3 separate regions of the Homo sapiens genome follow, and regions 2 and 3 are each linked to region 1. A link is a contact called in ENCODE Hi-C or POLR2A ChIA-PET data. All regions are on one chromosome and are shown on one strand. The core of a region is the stretch at or near the end of the contact, and the rest is flanking DNA. Distances in the headings are between cores, read along the strand shown. Region 1 overlaps ARHGAP31 (Rho GTPase activating protein 31). Region 2 holds the start of ADPRH (ADP-ribosylarginine hydrolase). Region 3 holds the start of CD80 (CD80 molecule).

What was found. A loop is a pair of places that touch in the nucleus more often than their neighbours do. ChIA-PET counts read pairs that join two places held with the same protein, here RNA polymerase II (POLR2A). Pooled maps may share reads with other maps.
Region 2: a loop to region 1 is called in a pooled map, with 2.2 times the contacts of the local background. The contact joins the promoter of ADPRH here to the enhancer-like site in region 1. A Hi-C loop is called at or near these places in 1 of 50 pooled maps. POLR2A ChIA-PET finds 5 or more read pairs at or near these places in 3 of 52 experiments (H1, Panc1 and activated naive CD4-positive, alpha-beta T cell).
Region 3: a map with no recorded cell type shows a loop between it and region 1 (5-fold over the local background). The contact joins the promoter of CD80 here to the enhancer-like site in region 1. A Hi-C loop is called at or near these places in 2 of 37 single-sample maps with no recorded cell type and 6 of 50 pooled maps. POLR2A ChIA-PET finds 5 or more read pairs at or near these places in 1 of 52 experiments (activated CD8-positive, alpha-beta memory T cell).

Annotation. Positions count from the first base shown.
Region 1 is chr3:119,351,394-119,356,484 of GRCh38, reverse strand. All of the region lies in intron 1 of ARHGAP31 (Rho GTPase activating protein 31), which reads right to left. Among named protein-coding and RNA genes, the nearest start is that of ARHGAP31-AS1, 31 kb to the right of the region's middle. RefSeq lists enhancers at 4,373-4,422, 4,220-4,917. Within about 2 kb of position 3,049, at least 8 of the 41 ENCODE cell types and tissues checked have a DNase peak (open chromatin) inside an H3K27ac peak, as active enhancers do.
Region 2 is chr3:119,577,318-119,582,408 of GRCh38, reverse strand. It overlaps ADPRH (ADP-ribosylarginine hydrolase), which reads right to left and starts at 2,917. Exons shown (of 5, transcript NM_001125.4): 1 at 2,558-2,917; 2 at 1,773-1,858; 3 at 1-275. The coding sequence starts at 239. RefSeq lists enhancers at 1-300, 1-663, 1,768-1,987, 2,928-3,027, 2,812-3,313 and a silencer at 2,608-2,747.
Region 3 is chr3:119,557,482-119,562,572 of GRCh38, reverse strand. It overlaps CD80 (CD80 molecule), which reads left to right and starts at 2,959. Exons shown (of 7, transcript NM_005191.4): 1 at 2,959-3,133; 2 at 4,645-4,944. The coding sequence starts at 4,845. It overlaps LOC107986118 (a long non-coding RNA gene), which reads right to left and starts at 2,143. Exons shown (of 2, transcript XR_001740861.2): 1 at 1,828-2,143; 2 at 247-337. RefSeq lists enhancers at 1-204, 2,686-2,735, 3,506-3,565, 3,836-3,995, 4,357-4,651 and a silencer at 4,357-4,651.

The sequences.
Region 1 (5,091 bases), core at 1,800-4,299:
TAATTTTTGTATTTTTAGTGGAGACTGGGTTTCACTATGTTGGCCAGGCTGGTCTTGAACTCCCGACCTCAGGTGATCTACCTGCCTCGGCCTCCCAAAGTGCTGGGATTATAGGTGTGAGCCACCGTGCCCAGCCATGGTTTTTTTTGTTGTTGTTGTTAAGAGAGAATGAAAGATTAAATATGCACATCTATTTATATATGCATTCAATATCTATGGAAGAATACATAAGAAAGCAATAATTTTAGTTGTCTACAGGAAAGAAACTGGAAGCTGGGGCTAGCCCTTTGAGTAAGAGAGAGACTTCTCACTGTATATTCTTTTGTACTTTTGAATTTTGAACTATAGGAATATATTACCTTTTCTGAAGAAAATTGTCGAATAAATTTAATCCTGCAGATATTTACTGCAAGCCTACTCTGTGTCTAGCACCAAGTGTGAGGTGTTGCTTGTTTCTGATTCATCTCCATTACTAAGTTGTGAGCTCCTTGGGGACAATGAGGACAGTCCCGTGTCTTATTCATCTAGAATAGCCTTGAAAACAGAAGTACTCTCTATTCACAATAGCAAAGACTTGGAACCAATCCAAATGTCCATCAGTGATAGACTGGATTAAGAAAATGTGGCACATATACACCATGGAATACTATGCAGCCATAAAAAAGGATGAGTTCATGTCCTTTGTAGGGACATGGATGAAGCTGGAAACCATCATTCTGAGCAAACTATCGCAAAGACAGAAAACCAAACACCACATGTTCTCATTCATAGGTCGGAATTGAACAATGAGAACACTTGGACACAGGGTGGGGAACATCACACACCGGGGCCTGTCGTGAGATGGGGGGATAGGGGAGGGATAGCATTAGAGATATACCTAATGCAAATGACGAGTTAATGAGTGCAGCACACCAACATGGCACATGTATACCTATGTAACAAACCTGCACGTTGTGCACATGTACCCTAAAACTTAAAGTATAATAAAAAAAAAGAAATTAAAAAAAAAAAAAAGAAAACAGAAGCACTCAAAATGTTTTCCTGAACAGGAGCTTGGTCATTTTTCTCCAGATGGATTTTCTGGGCTCCTTTGCTATCTGGATTCCTCAAAGAAAATAGTTACTAAGTGTCAAGCATGGCTTTAGGTGGGTTTTTATTTGTTTGTTTGTTTTATAGCATTCTCCATTCTATAACTGTAGACAACCCATGAAACAGACAAAATGATCTCCATTTTGAAAATAGGAAAGTTGATTCTCAGAGAGAATAGATAAATTGCCCAATGGCCTGGAGCTAGGAAGTGCCAGAGTTGGGATCCAAACCCAGGTGTGTGTGCTGCCAAAGCCCATGCTTTTTCTGTGATACCACAAGTGATGAAGAATAGAAAAAGCCCCAAGCTACACCTACCATGGTTCAAACACTCCCCAACAGGAAGGCAGGTCCTATAGTGGCAACTTTGGAGGTGTGATTTGAGGAGAGTGGATTGGCTCCTTGCCGTTGACTGCCAAAATGCCTGAAATCCTACCACTACAGGTCTGATCTTTAAGTGTTCAACAGCTCATGGTTAATATCTATTTTTAAGTTCCTTTTGAAAAAAAAATAGCAAAAAAGTTTGAAAAATTAAAATTATATATAAATATAGAGTACAGAATGTCTCTTTAAAAACTACCTCTTCCCCAGTATATTAAATAATAAAAAATGACACACAATGGCAGGTGGATCACCTGAGGTCAGGAGTTCAAGACCAGCCTGACCAACATGGTGAAACTCCATCTCTGCTAAAAAATACAAAAAAAAAAAAAAAAAAAATTAGCCCGGCATGGTGGCGGGTGCCTGTAATACCAGCTACTCGGGAGGCTGAGGCAGGAGAATCACTTGAACCCAGGAGGCAGGCGGAGGTTGCAGTGAGCTGAGATGGCACCACTGCACTTTAGCCTGGGCAACAAGGGCGAAACTCTGCCTCACACACACACATAAAAACCACACACACACACACACACACACACACACAAACCACACACACACACTGAAATGTTAATAGTAGTTACTGCTAAGTGGTAGAAAATCAATGATTTTTGCTTTTCTCTATTTTTAATTTTGCTTTTCTAAATTTTCTGTGAAGGGGATATAGTAAAAGCATTTTTTTTAAAAGAAAGAAATGGGATTTTACAAAACAAGTTTCATTTAGGAAGATGGAGGGGCTTCTGAAATCAGTGACCCAAGTTCTAAATGTTTGCTGAAGTCCTTTCCAGTGACCCTGTTGAGGTTATTACCCCTTGTGAAGCAGAAATATTTGCCCAACCTGCTGGCCTGGGATGGCTGAGGACTAGCTCTGCTATCCTGCTGAGCAAGGCAGCCTGGAGCCCGGTTCCCCGGGTGGGGGTCCCTGCCCTCCTCATTTTTAGGCTCTCAGATGCCAAGCCAAACCAGCACTTTCCTGCAGAGGTGTCCAGGTCCTCCTCTGGTCCACTCTGTGACTTATCCCTGCCGGGGCCCTCAGGTCTCTGCTGTCAATGCTGTCTCTTTCCCAATGACAGCGATTCTCCTTCTACCAAAGCAGATGCACTGAGGGCCCATCTAGAGGAACAAAAGGTAATAAGATCTTTGCCTTCAAGAAGCCAAGAAGGGAATGGGTAATTATTGTGAAACTAGTATGCAGTGGTCCCTGAGCTACACACTTTTTTTTTTTTTTTTTTTTTTGAGATGGAGTCTTGCTCTGTCACCCAGGCTGGAGTGCAGTGGTGCAATCTTGGCTCACTGCAACCTCCGTCCTTCCAGGTTTAAGCAATTCTCTGCCTCAGCCTCTGGAGCAGCTGGGATTACAGGCCCATACCACCATGTATTTTTAGTAGAGACAGGGTTTCACCATCTTGGCCAGGCTGGTCTTGAACTCCTGATCTCGTGATCCACCCGCCTTGGCCTCCCAAAGTGCTGGGCTTACAGGCGTGAGCCACCGTGCCCAGCCTAGCTATACACTTCTTATCCATTATTTGTACCCAGTGCAATCCTCACAGTCACCTTATGAGGGAGGTATTTATCTCTGTTTTGTAAATGAAGAAACTGAAGCTCAGAGGTATTACGTCACTTGGCCAGTATGAACATATCAAACAAAATATGCTAAGGGCCCTAGACAGGCACAAAAATTGTAACAAAAGTTCTTTTAAAAAGATTACAGCTGGTGGGGAAGTCAGGCAGAGCTTTTAGATGTTGAACAAGAACAGGAAATTGTGTGCGTTTTTAGAGAGCCAGCTGTCTTGAGAGGGACCACGTTGGGGAGTGCTGAGACAGGACCCTCATGCTCAGGGGCTCACAGTGTTGTGAGCTAAGTGGATAAACAACCAGTCAAGGTGCTGCAATAAGAACTCTGACACTGGTGCAGAGGAATGATTTGATATGATGTGAGATGCTATCATATGATGTAATTGACGTGACGCAATATACATTACAATACATGCAGACCGCTCATCTAAGTGCCTAGCATATAATAAGTACTTAGTAAATGTCATACACTTTCTTTTGGGGCAGGAAACAGAGAATAGTATAAACAAGGTGAAAGGCAAGAAATAATGTGGTGAATTCCAGGAATGCTGACTAGACCAGTCCAGTGGAAGAGAAACATTAGGGAACTTGGGGGCATTTTTACTGACTGTCTGGGAAGATTGCATTCTATCTTGATCTCTACTTCCAGATAAATCTTTCTAAAACACTACCTTGATGATAAAGCTCCCCTACACCAAAACAATCAATAGCTTCCCATTGCCTGTAGAATAATGTCCAATACTGGCAGCTTTGGGACTAGACCTTCAGCTTCCTCATCAGGGCCAACCCTGAAGTTCTTCCCTTCAAAGAAATAGGCTTTTGTGTGTGTGTGTGTGTGGGAAGAGGGAGGGGAGGTAATCTAGAAGAAAAGACTTGCCACAAAAAGAAAAAAATAAGGAGTCCCTTTAGGGTCAGAAGGGACAACCTCTCGTGGTTCGTCAACGAAAGGGGAAGTGAGAGGACTCACTCTTCTCTAGCTGTTGCCTGAAATTTCTTTAGGAAAGGTAAGAGCCTATCTGACTCACACATAAAAGACTGGTTGAGAGTGATGAAAGTGTCTGGGTCCACAAGTCATCAGTAGCGAATGAGCCAGTGGGGAGAGCTTAAGAGGGACTCCCACAGGGTGCCTCTGGGTGTGTGTGTTTGGGGTGGGAGTGGTTGTGGCTGAGGAAGGGTGGTGCTGAGTAGAGAAAAAGATTCAAATGCTGTGAACATAGAAAACAAACCTGCAAGACATCCCCATGTGACCTTGGTCTTAGAGCTGGCCCTATTCATCTTGTACATAGAAACTGTACAGAAGGGTTTTGTCCCATTGATGAAGCTGCTGTGCTTTGTGTAATTGATAAAGGCTTATGTGGTTCATCCTTTCTACTGTCTGTGGAGAAAGCTTTGTTATTAGGAGATTTGTAGGGGGAGACATCACTCACTCCATGGGGCTGCTGATGGAGGACAGAAAGATCTCAGTCAATCCCCAGCACATTCCTAGGCAACAACAACTCATTTAAAATCATTTAAATCCTCAGTTTAACTGCATAAAGCACACATCAGTGGAATCACCTGATCAAAGTTTTATTTACTGGATGAGCAGCTTTCTTGCCACCTGCTCCTTGGGATACCACTGGTGGAGGCTCTTAAGTGCTAATGGATACAGAGAACGGCCGCATGTGCCTGAGAGTGAGCCCCAGGGGAGAAGGTCGTGAACTGAGCAGATTAATGAGAGAGAAGCAAACTTGTTTCTTGAACTGTATGCTTCACTAACACTGATCATCTTAAGAATGAGGACAATGTAAATTTTTTTCTACTCTGAGTGTGTCCAGGCCACCTCTCTTTTTTTTTCTTGCATACCTCATGGGTGCTTATGGGGATGAATTAACCATCATTATTTCATTTAATTCTTAAAACTCTGAGATGTAGGCATTACTACTCCTATTTTCAGATGGGAAGCTAACATTCTGTATGGTTAGACAACTTGTCCAAGCTCAAACAGCTAGTGGCAAACTGGGGTGCAGTTATAAGTCTGTTTGAATCCAAAATTCATGCACTTTCCAGTACATT
Region 2 (5,091 bases), core at 1,668-4,167, 230 kb before region 1:
TACAGTTGAGTCAACTTAGGGGCTTTCCCAGCTTCCACAAGAGCTTCTGCTGTGGCCAAGTGCATCACTGTGTCGTCACTAACTCTCCACCTTCCCACGTCTAGGGCATCCAAGCCGCCCAGCTGGGCCAACTGCCGGTGTATCTTCTCCCCATCCTGGAGGAACTCCCACTTCCCATTGTAGTACCCCAGGGCATCTCCAGCTGCACTCAGCACCATAGCAGCCACATACTTCTCCATCAGTCCCTCACAATTGCTGGGCTCTGGAGAGGGTGTCTTTGTGGGGAAATTAAGACAAAGGAAATAGGATGAGGAGCAAGAAGAATCAGAAAAAACAACGACTCTAGCTATGTTTTATTGAGCACTCACTACTTGCAGACATTGTATCAGTGGCATCTCATGTAATCCTCATCACTGCTCTATGAGGAATATAAAGCCCATTTTATGTATGAACAAATGGAGGACCATGGAGATAATGCAGTTTGAGAAATGTTCAGTGACTTGTCTCAGGTCACAGAGCCAATAAGTGGCAGGGCTGGGATCCCAACATAGGTCCATCTGACTCCAAAGTCTATCATCATAACTACAACTGTATCTCTTGCCTCTTGGTGAGTAGTAAGCCCACTAAATTCTGCAAGTCAAACCCAGCTCATCATTTGCTCTTCTTAGCTGGGATTTGGCCTTAGAAGTGCAAGGCTTTACACTTCCTATTAGTGTCACAATGTGTAGTTCACAAAGCACCTGCACATTCATTGTCTCACTAATAGGGAGGGATTACAGTATGCATTTCACAGATAAGAAAATGAAGGCTCAGATAAGCTAAATTCACAAAACAAGAGGAGTGGAAGTACTGGAACCCAAATCTGATTCCAGCCAAGCCAGGATGCTTGGTATCACACCACTCAGCCTCAGTCCAGATCTTCTTACCTTGGGCAACCTCTTGGTGCCTCAGCCTCCACATTTATAAAATGGCACTGATTTTAAAAAGTAACAACCTCCTGGATTTGTTGTTAGGAATAAATAAATTAAATTTCATAAAGTTGGCTGGACGCGGTGGCTCACGCCTGTAATCTCAGCACTTTGGGAGGCCGAGGTGGGTGGCTCATCTGAGGTCAGGAGATCGAGACCAGCCTGGCCAACAGGGTGAAACCCCATCTCTACTAAAAATACAAAAATTAGCCGGGTATGGTGGTGCATGCCTGTAGTCCCAGCTACTCAGGAGGCTGAGGCAGGAGAATCGCTTGAACCCAGGAGGCAGAGGTTGCAGTGAGCCGAGATTGTGCCACTGCACTCCAGCCTGGGCGACAGACCAAGACTCTGTCTCAAAAAAAAAAAAAAAAAAAAAGTTCTTAGAGTGCTTGGCACATAGTAAGCTTGATTTTTGACATATTTGTATTATTCATATACAACCAGGGAAAATGGGTGTTCTGTTTTAGAACTAGAACATTTTCTCCCCACAACCTTTCCTTCGACAGTAATGTTTAAATATTGTTTCTCTTAGAAATGATCAGCTTCTAGAGAATTCGAATCTCTATTAATAATATACCCACCATGAATGAAATCCCTGGTAAAGCGCTGGCTTCCCTGTTGGTGCATTTCCTAAGAACCCCCCTCTTTCAGCCAATTCCTCAGGGTTCCCTTCTCCCTGTGGCTTTCAGGTCAAAGCCCTCCATCCCATCCAGGCCAATACTTTTATAAGGGTCTGGCAGACTAGCTCATTCTCCCCTCAGGTGAAACTTTTCCCTCCCCTCCACTTATCTAAACCCTATTTACCCAAGGTCTAGTTCAAGTCAGGAGGCTTCCAGAAGTGCTTCTGCAGCTGCACTGCTGTTGGCCATGGAATGCAGGCTGGAGAGCCCCTGGAGAAGGAGTAAACGACGAAGATGGATGCGTTCCACTACCCAGTTACTGGTAATGCTGAGTTTCTGAGCTCACAAAGGATATTTGTAAATGTTATTTACATAGTTTATTATTTACAGTGAAGCCTAGGCACTGAGATTCTGGGCTACTAGACCTGACAGACACCCGGGACAGCGGTTTGCCCATCTGTAAACTGGAGGGGGAAGTGGGGAGGTATAGGCTCTCGGAAGTTCCGTCCTGCGCTGCGATTTTCAGACACTAGGCCAAGACACTCTGCTTCTTGGCCTCGGAGGACTAACTTTAACCCCCCATACCCTCCCTCTCAATGTCCTCATTGTCCTTTCCGTAATTCCTTCTGGCTCCACCCTAATGTGTGCTTCTGTGAATTGCAAGCTGGGATGGGGGAAGAAGACCGGCATCTTTTTTCGGTTGTAAATTCCCTTTAACGTTCGCTTTCAGAACGCTGTAATTACTTAACTCCTCTGAACTTTCACGGGTCACATTCTCGTACCCGAACTATACATTCAGAACTAAGATCTGATCAGCTGCTTCCGGGCCATGCCCGGCTTTGGAAAGAAACGGGGCGGTTGACACGCTCCCACGATTTGCAAGACTGGGAATCCTCATGGTCGGCCACACTCGGAGAGCGCCAGGGGCGGGGGAGGGGAGCGCGGGGCCGAGGGCCGGGATCGCGATACCTGCTGTAGCCTGGACTGGAACGCGCGAGCGACGGGCGTGGCGCGGGCTCCCGGGGCCGGGGAAGAGGCCTTGGCTGCTGCGGGTGGACGAGGGCGCGGGTTGGGGCGGAGCCGGGTCACCGGGTTCCGGGACTGTCCCCAGATAAGCAGGGTGGCGGCGAGGGCCCCCGCACCTGCGCTTGGCCGCGCTGAGTGAGCTAATCTTGGAGCCTCCAAGGCGGCTTCCTGGCACCGCCGCGCCCTTCTGCACCCAAGCGAGAGTGGACGGGACCTCCGTCGCCCGCCCCAAATGCTCTGAAGAGCCCGGAGCCTGGTGCCCGGAATGTGGCGGCACCGGAAAGCCGGCTCTCGCCTGGCTGTGGTCAGTGACTCCCGTGTGGCCCCGGCTGACGCCTTCGCCCGTGCTCACGTCCGACTTTGTAGGACTGTAGTGGACCGGGTGTGCCCAGATGCTTGAAGAGCGTACTGAGTGTGCCGCCCTTGCCAGGGTTCTGGGCCCTCACGCATAAAGTGGGATAATAATATCTGCCTCTTAGAATGGTTGTTAAGGATTCAGTTAGTTAATTTTAACTAGTCATTTATTTGGCAGCAGCGTAGAATTCTTGTATCCTGATCGTAAATAAAAGCAAAGAAAAACGAAGAGTATTTTTGTCTAAATACATTAATCATGTCACTTTTAAAGCAAATCAGAATCACCATATGCAAATATTCTATATATTTCTCCAAAGTTTTAAATTTGCTATGCCTATTTTCTTGCTGTAATGACTAGCCTTGGTCTGAGAGCTTTTTAAAAAATTGATATATAATTTATATATAATGAAATGTCCTTACACCATAATCGAGATATGAAATATTTCCATCACTTTAAAACATTCTCTTGTGGCCTTCCCAGTGAATAACCATCTCCATCTCCAACTCTAGCCTAAGTGACTTTTGAGTGTTTACAAAAATCAAGTTCACCAATAAGGGAGGCAGAGATCACCTCCAACCCCCTACACCCTCTAGCTCTTAGTGAGCTAATCAGCTGCATCTAGAAGCCAAATTGACACTAGGCAGATTAACAAGAGAAAAGTATACAAATTTTATTAATTTTACATGTACATGGGGATGTTAAGAGACTGAATCCTGAAGAAAGTGTCCAAAGCAAGATGCTTTTATACTTTTTAGAAAAAGAGTGATAAATTTAAGAAGAAGTGACAGGACAAAGAAAATCCGGCTAGGGTGGTAAAAAATTTCTAGGGGAGCCCCTAGGAGATATATGGGGGGTGGGGTGTAAAACAGGTGGAAGATAATGGTTACTTTGCAAGAATGTTTACTCCAGTCCAAATGCCACCTCCAGTTCCAAATCTCTGGTGATGAGAGCTATTTTCTCGCTCTGGCGTGGAGAACATACCTCTCCTAGAGGAATCTTTATTGCTGGCTGCATGCAGGAAGAGACAGCTCAGCTCCTGTCAGGGAACCAGGCTCATTTGTCTTTCACACAGTATGCCAATCACTGAGGCGCACAAGTTTTGCAGTAGAGAAAGGGTGTATTCACAAGGCAGCCAAGACAGGAGACTGGAGAACAGGCCTCAAATGTGCCTTTCCAAAGATGGAATTTTAGGAGTGCTTATGGGATAGGGGAGGAAGGTGGTCCAAGGTTCAGAGAAAGATGAGGTAAGGAAAAGTGAGGCAATCGGTAATCTGAGCAAGCATAGTCAATCTTCATGGCTGTTCATAGAACACATGTTCACAAAATCGTGACGTTAGCATGATCTGAGAGTGGAGTTTTGGGCCTTCTGATGTCAAAAGGTCACCCATTGGACACTCACGCAGGCCAAGATGAAGGGCTGGTGGCTTGAACTGGACAAGAACTGACTCTAAGTTCCTGAAAAATAACTTAAGCAATATTTTCCATGGTGTCCTATCAGAGAAGTTATCTATAAGGAGGCAAGTGGAATTTAGTTATGTATCGTCTAGCTACATGACTTTTAGCTATGCAGGTTTTAAAATCGACTAGAAGCAAGTGACCAAAAGCAAGCAAGGCAAATTAAGTGTCAGGCCTAATCAGGTCAGCCCTCAGTTTTACCCTTTCTGAAACTATAATTTCTCTAATGTTTTCAACTCAAAGTAATCAATATATTATATGGCATATTTGGGGATGGCACATCCTTCATTCTTTCAACTGTCAAAGATTTTCAGCCTCTGAGGATGCAGTCAAAGCAAGTTCTGTAGTAAGAGACATTTTGAATAATAAGCATCCCGATAAAACTCAACACAGTTTCAGCTTAAGATGTCTGCTGAGGATATTGTTCATATTATGTAGTGATCTTTCTGTGAGAATCCATGGGAAAGGGTGATTTTTTGTTTTCGTTTTTGACTTAAATGTAAAGAATAACTGGGGCTGGGCACAGTGGTTCATACCTGTAATCCCAGTACTTTGGGAGGCCAAGGGGGACAGATTGCTTGAGACCAGGAGTTCGAGACCAGCCTGGGCAACATGGTGAAACCTGTTCTCTACAAAAAATACAAAAATTATCCAGGCATGCGCCTGT
Region 3 (5,091 bases), core at 1,710-4,209, 210 kb before region 1:
GCTCAGGCCAGCTTTATCAGCATGAGGAGGTGAAGTGGCTCCAAGGTCAAGAGCAGAAAGATGGAACCTTCATTTCCACAGAGATCATCCTGTTCAGGGGTAAAGCAAAGGGCCAGGCTTCCCCTACGGTGTCGCAACAGCCTCTGCACCAACCTCTGAGTGACAAAGCTGCATCTCCCTCTCGTCATCTCTTCCTGCTGGGTCCTCTACAGTCTGTGATTGTGTTTTCATTTCATTTATAATGTCTTTCATTGTACAAATATTTTTAATTTTTATGAATTCAAATCTGTGTATCTTTTCTTTTTTCGTGGCTTCCAAGTTTTGTGTCTTGCTCACCCTAGAATTATAAAAATATACTTTCATAAATTTATCCTTTCAATTTTTCACATAAAAATTTTTAAAAGAATTTTTATGTGAATTATTTTTAAAAGAATTTCTTTTACTTTTATTACAGTAAAGCCAAGGATGGATTTACAAAAAAATAAGTGGCACTAAAGAATTTACACTGAGGAGCAGTAATTCCTGCTTTATTCTTCTCCAACCCTGGGTCTGCTCCTCAGAACAAACTCATTTAAAGTTTTTTTGTTTTGTTTTGTTTTGTTTTTGAAACAGAATCTTGCTCTGTCACCCAGGCTGGAGTGCAATGGCACAATCTTAGCTCACTGCAACCTCCGCCTCTGAAGTTCAAGCAAGTCTCATGTCTCAGCCTTCCCAGTAGCTGGGATTACAGGTATGCACCACTATGCCCAGTTTTTTGGTTTTTTTTTTTTTTTTGGAGAGCTGGGGTTTCATCACGTTGGCCAGCTGGCCTCGAACTCCTGGCCTCAAGTGATCCGCCCACCTCAGCCTCTCAAAGTGCTGGGATTACAGGCATGAGCCACTGTGCCCAGCCTCCTTTTAAATCTTTTACTTGGTTTTGTTTTGTTTTGTTTTGTTTTCCAGTAATATAGGTATTCGGGTTCGGCTTCCTTTGCCCGTCTTCATCCATCTCACCTCCAGTGTCCAGAAATTTACCTTAGAAATCTGTGGTCCACAGGTCATGCTCCTAGACACATTGTAGGAGGAAGAGGAATTAAACACATCCCATTAGTACATAATCTTGGAAGAGAAGCCTTCTGAATTTTACAATCAGGATTGGGGAAACTCTGTAAAGTACCTTCCTGGTGTTCCTTTCTTCCAGCCTCTTTGATTAAGTCACATCAAAGCGCTAATGGCAAAGTTGTTTAATGTGTGTTTCTCCAAGGCAGGTTAGGATTTCACTGGGATTCTTAAAATTTGAGGGTGTCTGTGATCGTCAAAATTTGTATTCATGTAGTCCCTCATGAAATTTCTAAAACTCGGCTGGGTGCAGTGGCTCATGCCTGTAATCCCAGCACTTTGGGAGGCCGAGGAGGGTGGATCACAAGGTCAGGAGTTTGAGACCAGCCTGGCCAATATGGTGAAACCCCATCTCTACTAAAAATTTAAAAATTAGCCTGGCATGGTGGCACACGCCTGTAGTCCCAGCTACTCAGGAGGCTGAGGCAGAAGAATTGCTTGAACCCAGGAGGCGGAGGTTGCAGTGAGCCAAGATTGCACCACTGCACTCCAGCCTGGGCGGCAGAGAAAGACTTCATCTAAAAAAAAAAAAAGAAAATAAATTTCTAAAACTCTGTATTTCTTTGCTCTTTTAAGTTGACATCTATAACTTTCTATTACTTTAAATACCTGGAAAAAAAATCACTTCCAGTGCATTGTAATAATGTATCAAGTAGAAGTGGCTAAAATCAGTGAAAACATTTCTTTGATCTGAATAAATGTTCAAGAAAATAGAAAACATGAACTTACCTCCAATCTATGTTCCCTTTACTTGAAAATGTAATGTTGATCTACTAGAGGTAAGGCAGGAATTGTCACATCCATATTCCTTGCAACTATTCAAAATATGCATCTGAGACCAGAACAAGACACAGGTGAAGAAGGGTGCTCACTAGGCCCCTTCTGCCAATACAGAAGGAGACAGTGCAGTGGAGTCCTTTCATAGCAAGTTCTGCCTTCATGATTTCCAAAGCTTCAGTATTCCAAATCTCAGGTGAATAGGGTGGTATCCACTAAGCTCTGCCACAAACTTGTTGCTGAGATGAAGGAAGCCGCCGCTGTAGTCAGTATTTCTCACCCACACGGTTTGCTCTCTTTCTGGCTGGTGTGGGAAGGATGGCGTCTTTTTTTTTTTTTTTTTTTTGAGATGGAGTCTTGCTCTGTTACCCAAGCTGGATTGTAGTGTTGTGATCTCGGCTCACTGCAACCCATGCAAGGTGCTGTCAGGTTCCACCTGTGCAAACAAGTACACTGGTCCAGCATGGGTCAGCTGCTCACTCACAGGGGCTCCAGAATCCTACAAAGGGACACACAGGGGTGGGTGGCAACCTAGTTGGAAATGGGAGTGATGGGCATGACTAAAGTCTTCCTCATCCCACCAGAGGCGCACTCAACTGTGGCTAGGGTGACCAGAATTCACTGTCCAGCGTGGCTGGCAGGAGCCCACTCTCTGAAGATGGTGGGATTCAGAGGTGGGAGTAGAGTTGGGTGGTCCTGTGAGCTGAGCACTCTCCCAAAAGTGTCCCCTACATATGAGGTTGACAGCTTATTCCTGCAGGGACTCAGGAGTAACTCTGGGTGCTAAAACAAAACTTGAGACCAGCACAGAAACAGCCAGCCCATGAAGCTGGCCTCCCATCACACAGCAAGGCTAGCCAGATGCCCCTCACTCTTCTCGGGCACCATTCTTCTCCTCCCCTAGGCCGCCTGGTGCTCGTGGTGTTTCATGTTTGTTAGTCCATGCACGGTGGTGAGGGAGGCTGCTGTGTGATTTGCCCCAGCCACAGCCTCTACAAAAGCAACTAGAAGAAGACGGCAGCAGAGGGCGCTTCTTCAAACACCCTGTCCAACTCCTGGCACTGACAAGTACTGAGTGAACTCAAACCCTCTGTAAAGTAACAGAAGTTAGAAGGGGAAATGTCGCCTCTCTGAAGATTACCCAAAGAAAAAGTGATTTGTCATTGCTTTATAGACTGTAAGAAGAGAACATCTCAGAAGTGGAGTCTTACCCTGAAATCAAAGGATTTAAAGAAAAAGTGGAATTTTTCTTCAGCAAGTAAGTACATTTACTATTATCTTACTATGGGATAGCTTGGTAGAACTAGTTACCAGCAACCTCACTGCTTTTTAAACAAACAATACCTCTGCTACCACCTCCTGGATCCAGGCTTGCCCTCAAAGGAACCCTTAGGGTCTCATTCCCACAGGAGGCTGTGGCTTCCCGACATATTTGGAGCATCATAGTGAGAATTGTGGCCCATTATTTTAAAATATCCTAGATCCTAGCAAATATTGTTTTTGTGGGCCGTATTTGAATTTCTCAAGCCAGTAAAATTCTAGTGAAAGTGGGAAAATCGCTTGAGCTCGGGAGGTTGAGACTGTGGTGAGCTATGGTCACGCCACTGCACTCTAGCCTGTGTGACAGAGCAAGATTCTATCTTAAGAAAAACAAATTCTGGTGAATAAGTCTCTTTTAACTAATCCTGTCTAAAATGGATGATGGCTAATAAAACAATATGGCGTGGCTGGAACTCTAGCTCTAGGGTGGTCTCCAAAGAGGACACTCAAGCATTCTCTGAGCAGCACGGGGCTGTGTCCTGGTAGCAGCCTGAAGGGGTGACAGTGGAGCACAGTGTTTATTTTCATTTCTCAATTTTGACATATTTACTGGAAAAATTAATCCCTAGCCACCTCACATGACAGTACATAATTTTTTTTTTTTTTTTTTTTGAGATGGAGTCTCACTCTGTCGCCTAGGCTGGAGTGCAGTGTTGCAATCATCTTGGCTCACTGCAGCCTCCACCTCCTGGATTCAAGCAATTCTCGTGCCTCAGCCTCCCAAGTGGCTGGGATTACAGGCACCCACCACCACACCTGGCTAATTTTTGTATTTTTGGTAGAAATGGGGTTTTGCCATGTTGGCCAGGCTGGTCTGGAACTCCTGGCCTCAAGTAATCCGCCCACCTCAGCCTCCCAAAGTGCTGGGATTACAGGCGTGAGCCACCACGCCTGGCCCTGGAGTACATAATTTTGATAAGTAACGTCTGCAGTGTCTTTTTTTCCCTCCCTTTTTATGGATAGACTTTTCTGGTTATTGAGATCTCATACCCCTTTATGATATATTATTTGAGTAGAGGGTTTAAAGAATTGAGATACTTGTTTTCTTATGTTAATATGTCAAGAAAGAAGTTGTTTCATAACTTAGGTCCTGCCTTGGACAAAATACACCCTTACTGTCTGCTCTATGTTTCTTGGTATGTTCAGAAGAGGATTTGAACTTTTGCAGGTTGGCTAACAGATATGGAGGGTCCTTAGAGCTCTCCTGTTTCTAACCAAATCTTCACCCCACCTATTAAGTAGAAAGCCTTTTCATGGAAGGGCTGTGGTTGGTTCTTGGAACTGGTCCCCTCACAGAATTTCCATTCGCTTTTCCTCAGGGTCACGCCCTGCTTTAGAGGTTGCTTAGGTTAAGCTCTCCAATTAATTTTAGCAGGCAACTCGAGAGTTTTGCAACTCAAAGTAGGCACACCTTCCTTCCTGAATGACTTTTATTTGTTCCTTTTTCAGGCTGTGAAACTAAATCCACAACCTTTGGAGACCCAGGAACACCCTCCAATCTCTGTGTGTTTTGTAAACATCACTGGAGGGTCTTCTACGTGAGCAATTGGATTGTCATCAGCCCTGCCTGTTTTGCACCTGGGAAGTGCCCTGGTCTTACTTGGGTCCAAATTGTTGGCTTTCACTTTTGACCCTAAGCATCTGAAGCCATGGGCCACACACGGAGGCAGGGAACATCACCATCCAAGTGTCCATACCTCAATTTCTTTCAGCTCTTGGTGCTGGCTGGTCTTTCTCACTTCTGTTCAGGTAAGCAACTTTCAGGAACTTAACTGAGTCAACTGCTACAGGGTTAAGAGAAAGGACATGGGGTTCTCTGAGCTGCTCCCTTCTATTATCCTATAAGCTGGAAGGAACCTTCAGGGTGTTTTCAGAAGATTTTAAAGATTAGAAGAC